Regions from separate parts of the Mus musculus genome. Here region 1 is linked to region 2. A link is a loop called in an ENCODE intact Hi-C map of the cell type or tissue named here. Cell type or tissue: left cerebral cortex. All regions are shown on one strand. Each heading gives the region's core, and the rest is flanking DNA. Links, peaks and the distances in the headings are about the cores only. Region 1 overlaps Gm13817 (a long non-coding RNA gene). Region 2 holds the start of Chst1 (carbohydrate sulfotransferase 1).

The links. Hi-C counts contacts between places; a loop is a spot of excess contacts. Peaks named below come from ENCODE experiments on the same cell type or tissue, not always from the same donor. Only the 100,000 strongest peaks of a DNase experiment are listed, where the experiment ranks them.
Region 1: a loop joins it to region 2, with 4 times the contacts of the local background. A loop is called at or near these places in 8 of 42 quality-filtered maps.

Annotation. Positions count from the first base shown.
Region 1 is chr2:92,525,993-92,531,358 of GRCm38, reverse strand. It overlaps Gm13817 (a long non-coding RNA gene), which reads left to right. Exons shown (of 4, transcript XR_374783.4): 3 at 916-1,045; 4 at 1,499-5,366. Among named protein-coding and RNA genes, the nearest start is that of Gm13817, 12 kb to the left of the region's middle. In left cerebral cortex, for the core only: no CTCF peak of the experiment used is centred there; DNase peaks (open chromatin) are centred at 405, 1,191, 1,811 and 2,654; H3K4me3 peaks cover 1,579 bases; H3K27ac peaks cover 2,803 bases.
Region 2 is chr2:92,596,397-92,601,762 of GRCm38, reverse strand. It overlaps Chst1 (carbohydrate sulfotransferase 1), which reads right to left and starts at 2,056. Exons shown (of 3, transcript NM_023850.2): 1 at 1,615-2,056. In left cerebral cortex, for the core only: a CTCF peak has its summit at 4,320 (motif pointing left); DNase peaks (open chromatin) are centred at 1,984, 2,559, 4,288, 4,656 and 3 more places; H3K4me3 peaks cover 2,369 bases; H3K27ac peaks cover 2,588 bases.

The sequences.
Region 1 (5,366 bases), core at 211-5,210, 71 kb after region 2:
AGACACAGACACAGTCACACACACTATATTATGGGCCAGTCAACTGGCTCAGTGTGTAAAGGCCACTACACCTCATATTCTGAGTTTGTTTGATGTCGTGCACACATCAGGTGGAAGCAGAGAATGAGCTCCTGCAGGTTGTCCTGCCCTCCTCTCAGGCACCATGACAGGAGCACACACATTAAACAAAAATAGAATATAAAAATGTATGGCTTTCTTTTTAATTTTATGTATATATGCATACATACATATATAGAGAAAATTCATGTGTCTAAAATGCTACCTTGCTTTAAAATGTACCATCAAATCTCCTCCCCACTCCTCCACTGCTCTACCGAATCTTTTCTTGCACTACAATGAGCATGGCCCTGAGAGGTTTGTATGCCTCCGTTGCTGGTTACTATGGCTACCACAGTGCAATGCCTAAAGAAAGCAGCTTCATAGGAAAAGGCTTGTTTGGCTCACAGCTTTGGAGGCTCAAAGATCACACTTGAGTGGGCAGCACTCTGGGGCCACCCTCTGGAGACGGTGTGGTGGCAGGGGTCACAGCGGCAGCAACTCTCCTGAGAAAGTAATGGAAAGCAGAGAGCAGGGTGGGGCCTGGCTTGCTCTTTCTGTAGCAGCCCTCTGCTGAGAACCAGCCTGGGGTCCTCACCAAGCCCCTCCATCCCTGTAATCTCACTAAAAGGACTCTATGCCTGCCTGATGATTGTAACCTAGAAACCAGTTGTCTTGTGCACTGTTGCCTAAAACTCCACCCGGTGATAATTAAATGAATCAGGCACCCCCTGACACATTTTCACAATGCTTTGTCTGCCAAAAAAAGTTTGTGTATTTTGCATAGGAGGTGAAGGTTGAGATCAGATGAATAGAGGGAGTCGGAATGAAAACTAATTCCAAACCATTTTCACTTAGAAACCCTCCTGGTGCAGACAGCAAAAGGCCTGTTTCAAGTGAGGGATGGCTAGTTCAAGGACAGGAGGGTGACATCACAAGGACCAATCTGTAAGCCAGAAGACTCAGAAGACTAAAAAGGCAAAATTAGGTGTGGAGTGGAAAGGGAGGGGGAAGCCCAGGAGTGTTTGCAATTCTGGATCTTAAGGCCATTTAAATTTTAAAGTTACTGGGGGCGGGAGACAGCGTGTATGCCATAACTGCATGGGCAGAAGTCAGAATAAACCTGGAAGGAGTTTATTCGTTCCTCCTACCATGTGGGTTCCGGACATCCAACTCAGGATGTGAAACTTGCGGGATGAGCAAGCAACTCGCTGAGTCATATCTCTGGTCCTTAGGGCCATTTTCTAACTCAACGAGCAACACATACTTTTTTATTCATTCTACAAATAGAAGTTAAACACCCCCTTCGGGGTATAGGTAATTCAGGACAAGCCTGGCTTGGCAGTCTTCTCGCTGGTTGGTGCCTAGTGTGTGTTCTAGGTGGGTCAGGGCTCATCCAGGCTGACAGTCTCTCACCGTCCTTGTCCTCTCCCTTGTCTAGGTAGCAGGGGTTACCTGCTCAGAGCAGAGACAGATGGGAAATTTCTGTCATCATTAAGGTTTTATTGACCAGCGCGGCTGAAATTTCCCAGAGAGAGGAATTCATCTCGCTACCGACTGAGAGCAGACATCCTGCTGGGAGTAGTTACATAAATTCTGTTGCTCAAATTAATTAGGATTGTGATTCATTTGTTTAATGAAGAATCTGATGGCGAGAGGCAAGGCAGCCTAGCCTTGCCGAGTTCAGCCAATCCCGGGTGATAGTGCGGCAGATGGGGTGGGACCAGGCCTGGAGCTGGCTGCCGATGGGCAGAGACAACCAACCAGAATGCAGAGCTGAAGCCAGTGGGAGCCGCTGCTGTCCCCTCCAAAGCTGGTGGCTGGAGAGACGCAGATTCCCAGCTTAAAGCTTTCCCAGCTTCGCCGCCGCCCAGAGGCTTCCGGCCTCCTGCTTCCTCTGTGCGGAACAACTGCGAACAGCTGAAACACACGCCTCATTAGCACCGACCGTCCACCCATTTCCTCATGCCACCCCCAAACGCCAGACTTTATGCTTCTTGGAACACAAAGTAGGGACAGGTAGAGCACCGGCCTGTCCCACCTGCTTCGAAAAGACCCCTCCCCTCTACCCAGACTTCCCTGCCTGCGAGTGGAAGGGCAGCCCCATTCCACAGTCGCCTCTGGAAGCACCTTCCCCAGGTTCTGTGATCCTGGCTCTCAGCCGCAGTTGTAGAGGTAAGAGGCAGGTAGGCGGCCGGAGAAAGGTAGCCCCGGGTGAGGCTGGAGAGAAGCAGGAACTGCACAACTCCAGGAGACGGTGACTGATTGATCGACTATGTAGGTAACACTCTTTGGGATAAGATTTAAAAGATGCTCCCTAGCATCCCTAGAGAAAAAGGTCAAGTCAGATGTTTTGAGTGAGTCTGAGGGATTTGTTGAAGTGGATGCTGGAGAAGAAGAGAAGTCAGGTAAGCTTGGGACTTTTATTTATTGATGCCACGTCTGCAGGAGTCCTTCCTGGGAGCCATGTTTTCTTTCTAGATGCCCCCACTTCTTATTTGGACTGGACCTGGAAAGCCACAGGTCAGACCCAGCAGGACTTTTAATGAATCAGAACGAACTATTACACGGGCATGTGTCCTGATATCTTCCCCCACACTACCTAGATGCCTCTCCTGGATCAGTTACAGCTCACTTAAAAAGAAGCAGAGTCCACAAATGGAATGAACTGTGACGCAAATGTTTGCCTGCTAGACCTTGGATTCCCTGTCCTCAAAAGGTGCCTGCGGTCATCTGACTCCATTCAGTGGCCAAGGGAAATCTTAAGCATGAATGTATCTTGTCACTGTTCTTTAACTCTCTGAAAGATTTCCCAACACAGAAGTTAAAACAGTAAAGCCATCCAGCCTAAGGTGAGGTGATCTGACACATCTTCCTCTAGTTAATACGGCCCCTTCTACAGCCCTCTTGCTGGTTGCCCTCTGCCTGACCCACTGTTTCTCCCTGAGGCACCCCATAACTCCACAAAGTGTTCCCACCCCTTGGGAGGCCCTGGCTGCTCTCCTTCCCTGGGTTGTGTTTGGGGTGTGGCTATATTACAGAGGCCCGAGTGTTGGTGACAGTGTTGAACTGGTGGGACTTTAAAGAAATGAGCCTTACTGGAAGGTCATCTGGTTCCCTGGGGATGAGGTAGTTCTCAGGTAACCCTGAGGTGGTTCTGGTGAGAGGGTTGTTAGAAAAGAGCCTGGCTGCTGTCATTCCACCGGTCCTCTGATACCCTCATACATATTCTTACCAATGAGATGCCATCTATGAAGCCTTCACCAGAGTCAGCCTGATGCTGGCACCGGGCCCTTGAACCTCAGAACTGTGAGCTGCTCAAAAAGTTATCAAACACCAAGCATTTTGTTATAGTGGAATACATATCGATGGCTAGAGATGCAGAGATGAAAGACAGACTCCAACATTAAGGTTGGCTAAATAGCACTAAGCAGGCCTTCTGAGCAGGAGTGGCAGGATCAGATCTGAGATTATGAATTTTCATGGCGAATGGAGGCTAGAGATGGTTAGGAAACTGTTAGAATAGTCCTACAGTAAATGGTATTTTAGAAATAACAAAATACCTCAGAATTATAAAATAAGGGCTCTGCTTCTAAAATGTCACCTTGTGTCCTTCAGAAGGGACAAGCATTATCCTCACATGACTAAACATCTTTCTGCAGTGTGTGTATATGTATGCCTTGATACAAAACTAATGTTACCATCCTGACATCTAGAATGACCTGGGAAACAGGCCTCTGGACAAAGCCTTGTGACAGAAGTATCTTAGTTGAGTTCATTAAGATGGGAAGACCTGCCTACTGTGGGTGGCAACATTCCCTGGGTCCTAGGCTGTATAAAAAGGATGTGAGCTGAGTAGAATCATCCCGTTTCTTGACTGTTGGTGGAGTGTGTATGTGATTTCACCAGGAGAGACCTCTGTGAGCCAAAATGAACCTTTTAAATTGCTCTTAATCAGGAAGCCTGAGCAACAGGGAAGCAACCCTCTGTCTAGGATAGCCAGGTCTCAGAGCCTGAAAAGTGGCCAGTTCTTTGCAACTGCACACTCCACACCCTGAATGTGTAAAATGTCAGCACTGGAAGACACCTTCAGTTGCCCATTCACCAAGGTCTTGGCAGGAAACAGGACTCTGTTCTAATAGATCAACTGAAGATGCTCTAGTGAACTGTTTACAGAGAGCTGTGCAGGACTGAGGATGCCAAGGAGGGTACTAGGAAAGCTAGAGACTACTGAAACCGCCAAGGCCTACGGGAGTGTTGCTGGATCTAGAGAAGAAGGCTGGGGATGAGTGGGAAAGTGGTGGGCAGGCACCTGAGCCAAAACCAGAGGAGCAAAGAGCATCCCAGCCTCCTCCTCCTCCTCCTCCCCTCCTGCCCCCTACCAGTGCCTCTCATTGGCCAAACCACGCTGGAGCCAAGCAGTAGGGAGCCTCTTGATTATTCTACAAGGTCAGCTTTCTGATGCCCAGGGCAGGGAAGAGGAGGGGAGATCTCATCCTGCAAAAGGCAGAAAGCAAGCTCAGAGCAGAGGCAACTCGCTTTTGTGGGGCAAGTCAGGAGAAGGCCCATGTTCCCTCTTCCTTGGGTGACGCAGTCTGACCTGGAAGCAGCTTAGGCAGAGGGAAGCAGCAGATCAAGGACAGTGGAGAGCAGCACGGGGAAGATGGCATCCACAGGCCGCAAGAAGAGGGGGATGGATGCTTCTTCCCCATCTCTTCATAGTCTGCTTGATCACTGCTTCTGCCCCATTTCCCCAGGCATGGGGACAAAAACACAGACCTGAGGCTGACAGGGACAGTTCCCTGGGGCTGCTTACTGATCCCGCACAAGATGGTTTAATTGATGTCCTTATAATAAATGGTGCAGAAAAGCAACACGCCTTTAGTCTTCTGGGAGCCTCAAGGAAACAGGAGAGGGAAGTGGGAACCCCAGGACAGCAAGTGCAGTTAGAAAGGAGCTGAGACGGAGAAGCCATGGAGCCCTGGGTTCAGTCAAGTCTCAGCCTTTCTGAGCTGCTCGCTCTGTCCTTGTCAAAGCCTAAGAAGTGCCTGGACCATGCCTACATCTCCTCCCCACTCCACTGTGTTCCCACTGCAGTCTCTCCAGGCCCCAGGGCAACCCAGGCTTCATCCATGCTGCTCTCTCCTGTAATGCCCTCTGCTTCCCTGCAAGACCCCTCCTTCCATTGTTCTTAAGCTCCTTTGAGCCCCTTCCATCCCCTGACTGCCCTGGCATGATGGCTGCCTGGACCCCTTCTCTCCCTTTCCCTCTGACTTAGCTTGTAGTTACAAGGCAGGAACTGCATTTTC
Region 2 (5,366 bases), core at 87-5,086:
GGGGAGGGGGTTTTTGCTCTGAGATGAAGAAACCAAGGAGTTAGGGGACAGAGAAGGGGGGGGGGTCCTGATCTCAAAGCTCCAGCAATATTGGGGCATAATCATCAATGGCTTTCTCTCACTTGCACACCCCTCCTCTCCCCACAGATACCATGACCTGGACTGCTGGTCTCGAGCCAACTCACCCACCAGCAAGCAATGAAAGTTTGTCACACTAGGCTCCTGCAGGGGTCCAAGACCAAGGGCATATCCACCCCCTCCTTTCCTGGCAGCTCCCTAAAGACCCAAGAGGGCGGGGAATAGACTAGGGTGGAAGCTTGATACCTCCCTGGTGACTCCAGAGTGTGAGTCATGACGATAGAAGCACTTTGAAAAAGAAACAGGGTCATCAGGATGCCTACAAGTGTGGCAGCTACTGGGGACTGGGGCCTGGGAACTGCCTGCCAGGTAAGATCTCTTTGTGAGACAGCCTGGTCCCATCTAAAGGGCTAAGAAACCCCGGAAAGTATCTCCCTAGCCTATGAGCCCATCTCAACTTGCCTCTTACATCCACTGGTATCCTTGGGTTTCCCAAGTGGCTCCCAGTTCTCTGCTCAGCCAGGATGCTTGCCTCCTGCCTCCACCATAGGTGTCTTCCTATGTCCCTAGGCTCCAGAAGACAGTGGGCTGAATTCCTGTCACTGTTTGGACATGCACCTCCCCTGTCCCAGCCTCAACCTCTCAGCAGTCAGCTATAACATCCCTGGTCCTGGACCCCAAAAGCCTTGGTGTCCAGAAGCCTCTTGCTTAAACGGTTAAGCCCATCAGGAAGTGGGTACTAGGAATGTAATCTTAAAAAGAGGCAGACCTGGAGTAGGGAGAGGTGACATGGTGAGGTACCTGAAATCAAGCCAAGGTGCCATCCTAGCAGGACCTTCCTTCCTCAGATAGCGTGGCCTTTTAACCCATAGATTCCAGCTAGGGCCACTGTCTACTGTTACTGTAAAGTCAAGCACCGTGTCCCTCCCTGGACCCCGAAAGAAGCTGACCACCCCATATCCTACTCAGAGAGGTGCTAGGATTGTTTTGGCCTCGCGTGGGGGGAAGCTCTGCACCGTCAGGCAGCCCTAGTCTCCTAAGGGCCCAGCCTATCACCAGCATAGTAGAAGCCGATACAAGACCGAGGCTATAAGCAAGAGGCCGGGACAGTGCTTTGCCTCAGGGTGTAAGCCTGGTTTGTAAAGTTAGAGGAGGCACGGGAACCTCAGGGTCTCTGGCAACCTCGGCCGCTCGGGTCTAGCAGGCTGTTGCATGATCAACCCGGAGCAGACACCCGAGCGGGTACCGCAGCAGCAGAACAGGAGCCCCGGGCAGACGTTTATCCCAAGTTTGCTGCCCTCACCAGAGGAGGAGGTCAGGAGCGATCGCGGAGCTCTCCGGAGGGCTACTAGCCCCAGCCAACCTCTCCCAGCGCCCAGCACTCTGCGGTCCCTAGCCACCGCCTCCGCGCACCGCCCAGAGACACCGGCCCTGAGCTAGGGGCGTCTCCCGCCGCGCCCGCGCCCCCGCCCCTCCCGGCTGTTGCGGTGCAGTCCGTTCCCGCCTGCCCCGGGGCCCGGGAGACCCGGCCGATACCTGGTGGCGGGCGCGCCGGGAGCCGCTGCAGCGCCCAGCGCTGGCTCCATCCTTAGTCTAGAGTCAGGCTCTCCGGGGGCCCGCGGGTGGTGGTGGCGGTGGAGGTGGCGGCGGCATCCTCCTCCTCCCGCGCCCTGCTCCTCGGCCTCCCTCCTCCCAAGCCTCTTCCTCCGCCTCCGCGCGTCCCTCACGGGCCCCTCTCCATGGCTCGGGGGCGCTAGCTCCGGGTGGCTCGCTCTGCACAGTGCCTTTTCCTGATGAGAGAGAGAGAGAGAGAGAGAGAGAGAGAGAGAGAGAGAGAGAGAGAGAGAGAGAGATCAGGGCCAGGCACCGGGACACCGAGCACTGCAGCCCCAGTCTCCGGAGGACAGCAGCAGCCTCGGAGGCCAGAGCCTCACGGAGTACCCTCCTTGCGTCTCGGAGTCAAAAGCAGCGGTGGTTGCTTCAGCGCCGAGCTAGCGGGTGGCAGGCGCTGCGGTCCCGGCTCCACCCCCAGCGCCGCCCGCCCCCTCTCCGCCCGACCCCGTCAGCGCGCGCCCTCCCGCCCCCCCCCCCCCCGCGCAGCCCAGGCCGGGAGCGCCGGGACACCCCCACTAGCAGGGCTCCGGAGCCAACCCACCGGCGGGCCGAGGCAGCCACACCCCCCACCCTCCACCCCGCACCCCCCACCCCCCACCCCCGAGTTGAGGAGGCCAAGCGGCAGCAGCACGGGTACCTCTTGGCCTGCCCTCTCCCCCTACACCCGCCCTAGCGAAGGCATGGCTCTATCTATGCAGCCAAAGCCTCTGGATACCCAAGTCTGGCTACAGCCCCAACCTGACCCTGGCTCCTTTCCCCAGCCAGGGCAATCAGAGACTCCCAAACCCAGAACTGAAGTCGATATTCCACTACATGCCCCTGCTTCTCTTCCATCACCCACAACTAAAGAAATGTTTCATTTGCCCCAGATCCTGTCATCCCCTTTCAGCAGGGGCTGGGTGGAGCTGGCCAGTTAGTCGGACACTAGAGTTCCTTTGCTAGAGGAAGCTTTCCATCCTGCCCAGCCCCTTCCTCCTAGGCTGCATCTGTCTTCCCAGGTAGTTACCAGTCCACAAGCTGCACTTGTGGGACCAGGACAGCGGCAAAGCCCTGGCACTACAGTGGTCCTTCGTTCTCTGCATAAATATCGACTGAGCATCTCCTGCATGTCAGAAGCACCGAACACTATAGCTAGTGACAAGAGAAACATACCCCTGAGCCCTCAGTGTGGCCTGGAGGAAAAATGAAGCCAGCAGAGGAATGCCTGTGGCCCTGAACTGAAGAGGAGGGAAAACCCACTTCTACCATTGGCCACCAAGGTGTCCATGCGCACAAACCCAGACCCCATCCTGACCTGTTTCCCATCTGAAGATGTGTAGGTACTTTGCAGGGCTCTGGACCAAAGGCAGTAGTAGACTTTGTCCAGAGTGGTAGCGATCGTCCAAAGGAGTGGGCTTCCATCTCCACCGTCTCTTACGTCTCCTAGAACACGATCTGTCCATCCGTCTGTCACTCCTGATACGGTGCAGAGAACAACGGGTTTTTTTTTTGTTTTGTTTTGTTTTTTAATGAGGTTATATTCACCTGGAAGTTCTCAGTGCAGAGGAGCCTTTGTGAGTCTGCTGTGTGACCATGTGATGCAGTCCTCCCCCACCCGTGCCTCAGTTTCCTCACGAGGAAAAATGGAGGTGCTTTTTCTTATCTCCTAGGGCAACAGCTCCCATGTTAGCTTGGGTGGATGCTTACTTGTTCGCTAAGAAGGGAATAACATAATGTCTAGGAGTCTCCCGGAGACCCCAAGGGGCATATCTTCAGAAAAGGCTTCACATGGAACCAGATGACGTGAAGACCTCTGCTCCAAGGGTCCCAGTAGGCCACATGGTCATTTGTCTTGGTTACAGTTGCCAACCCCTAACTATAAACTCCTGTCCCCCACCACCTCCTCAGAGAAGACAACTAACATCGCCTTTCCTGACATCCCTGATGCAGCAGCTCCAGCTGCAGCTGTACCCGGCATCCCCCACCCCCACCTCCACCCTCTGCAGCCAGGGCTATAGGGCACCAGACCTCAGCCCCAGCATCACAGGGCTTTAGTCACTTGCCCACCTCCATGGTAAGTGGCTGTGTTTTGACATGACCAAGAAGAGAAAGCTGGCCTTGCAAGAACACTCCAGGTTTCAGGCCCCTCCCACTTGTCCATGGACAGCCTGCACCCCCCCCCCACCAACCCCCCCCCCCCGTCACCCTGGATGAACCAGAACCATCTCTTTCACCTAGGTTAATCCCTGCCTGAATCTCAGCTACCCCAGAATAGTCCAGGCTTAGAAACTCCTCTATCTCCCACTCTCTGATCCCAGCAAGTCATTTTTCAAACTTTGCTATATTTTGGATGGAGAGGACAGTGAGGTTAAAATGTAAAGAACTGGGGAGAAATATATTTAAACTCTGAAAGTAGACACAGACCTGGGTCCTCAGAAGTACTATGAGTCTGTTCCCAGTTACCTGGGGTTGCCCCCATATAACAAAAACATGTTTCTTAGGTGCCTACTGTGTGCAAGGCGCTGTGGGGGAGGGGATGCAGTGATGCCTCCACTAGAAGAGCATATCAGTTCTCAACCCCCATGGCAAACAGCTCACAAATGCGGGTGGCTCCTGCTCCAGGGGTTCTGACGCCCTCTTCTGGCCTACATCCGCATACACAGACACATGCACACGTAGGCGGAGTTTAAAACAAAAGTGAAAAAAAAAAAAAACAAAAAACAAAAAACCCTTTAGAAAGAGTGGTCACTGAAAATTTGCGTTTTTCTAAGTGGCCTGGGAAGTCAGGTGAAGATGCAGCCTTCGAATGTCTTTCAGGAAGGGCTTCCTGGAGAAGGAGCTAACTCCAGGAACGATAGCTGTGGGGTGGACAGGGCATGCAAGGCAAAGGAGGAAACAGCAAGCAGCCTGCCATTTGACAGACAGTAGCTAAGAAGACTGTAGCAATGGCTGACGTCGGGGCTCTCCCCCTCCCTGAGCCAGGCTTTGAGCTCTTCGCCACATGGGGATTATTTTGTTGGAGCCTCAAAAGTAGCCTGATGTGGCAGGAATTGTCGTTCCCTCTTTTAAGGACTAATGAGTCCTGGGATTTGCCCAATTTGCAGAACTGCTTAGCTACTACACAGTAGCCAAGCCAGGGCACCTCACTGGGGCCACACTGGGCCAGCCTGGCTCAAGGATACTTCCTAAGGAGGGACAGGATGCCAGGTAAACCTGAGGATGGGACTTTCAGAGCCCCCAAACATAGAAGCCTCCTTGAATAGAGCCCGCTCCGTCCCCCAAGAATTCAAAACTACGCATTTTCTCCTCTTCCCCGGCCTTCTGGTCTCAGAGGCGATTGGAAATGGGTTAAGGGGTTTGGGGGTTGGCACTGTGGTGCTTCAATCTCTTTCAGGGGTCCATTTGGTGGCGGTCTGGGCCGCCCTCCTTGTCTCTTCAGTCTGTCGTGGGAGACTGATGGCCCGGGGTTTGACTGAGGATGCGCAGCAGAAGGTCTCCATCCCAGGTCTCCCTGGGACACTGACAAGAATACAAGCTTGCAGAGGGCAAATCCCAGCAGTCTTTCCAAGCCCATCGGCTTCAGTACCTATAGCAAAAGTCCTAACCAGACCCCACCCTGCACAGGGTAGGTAGACCCTGCAGGTAGAGGAAAAGGACTCCTGCAAAGAAACGTCACTCTGTGAGTGCTGATGGAG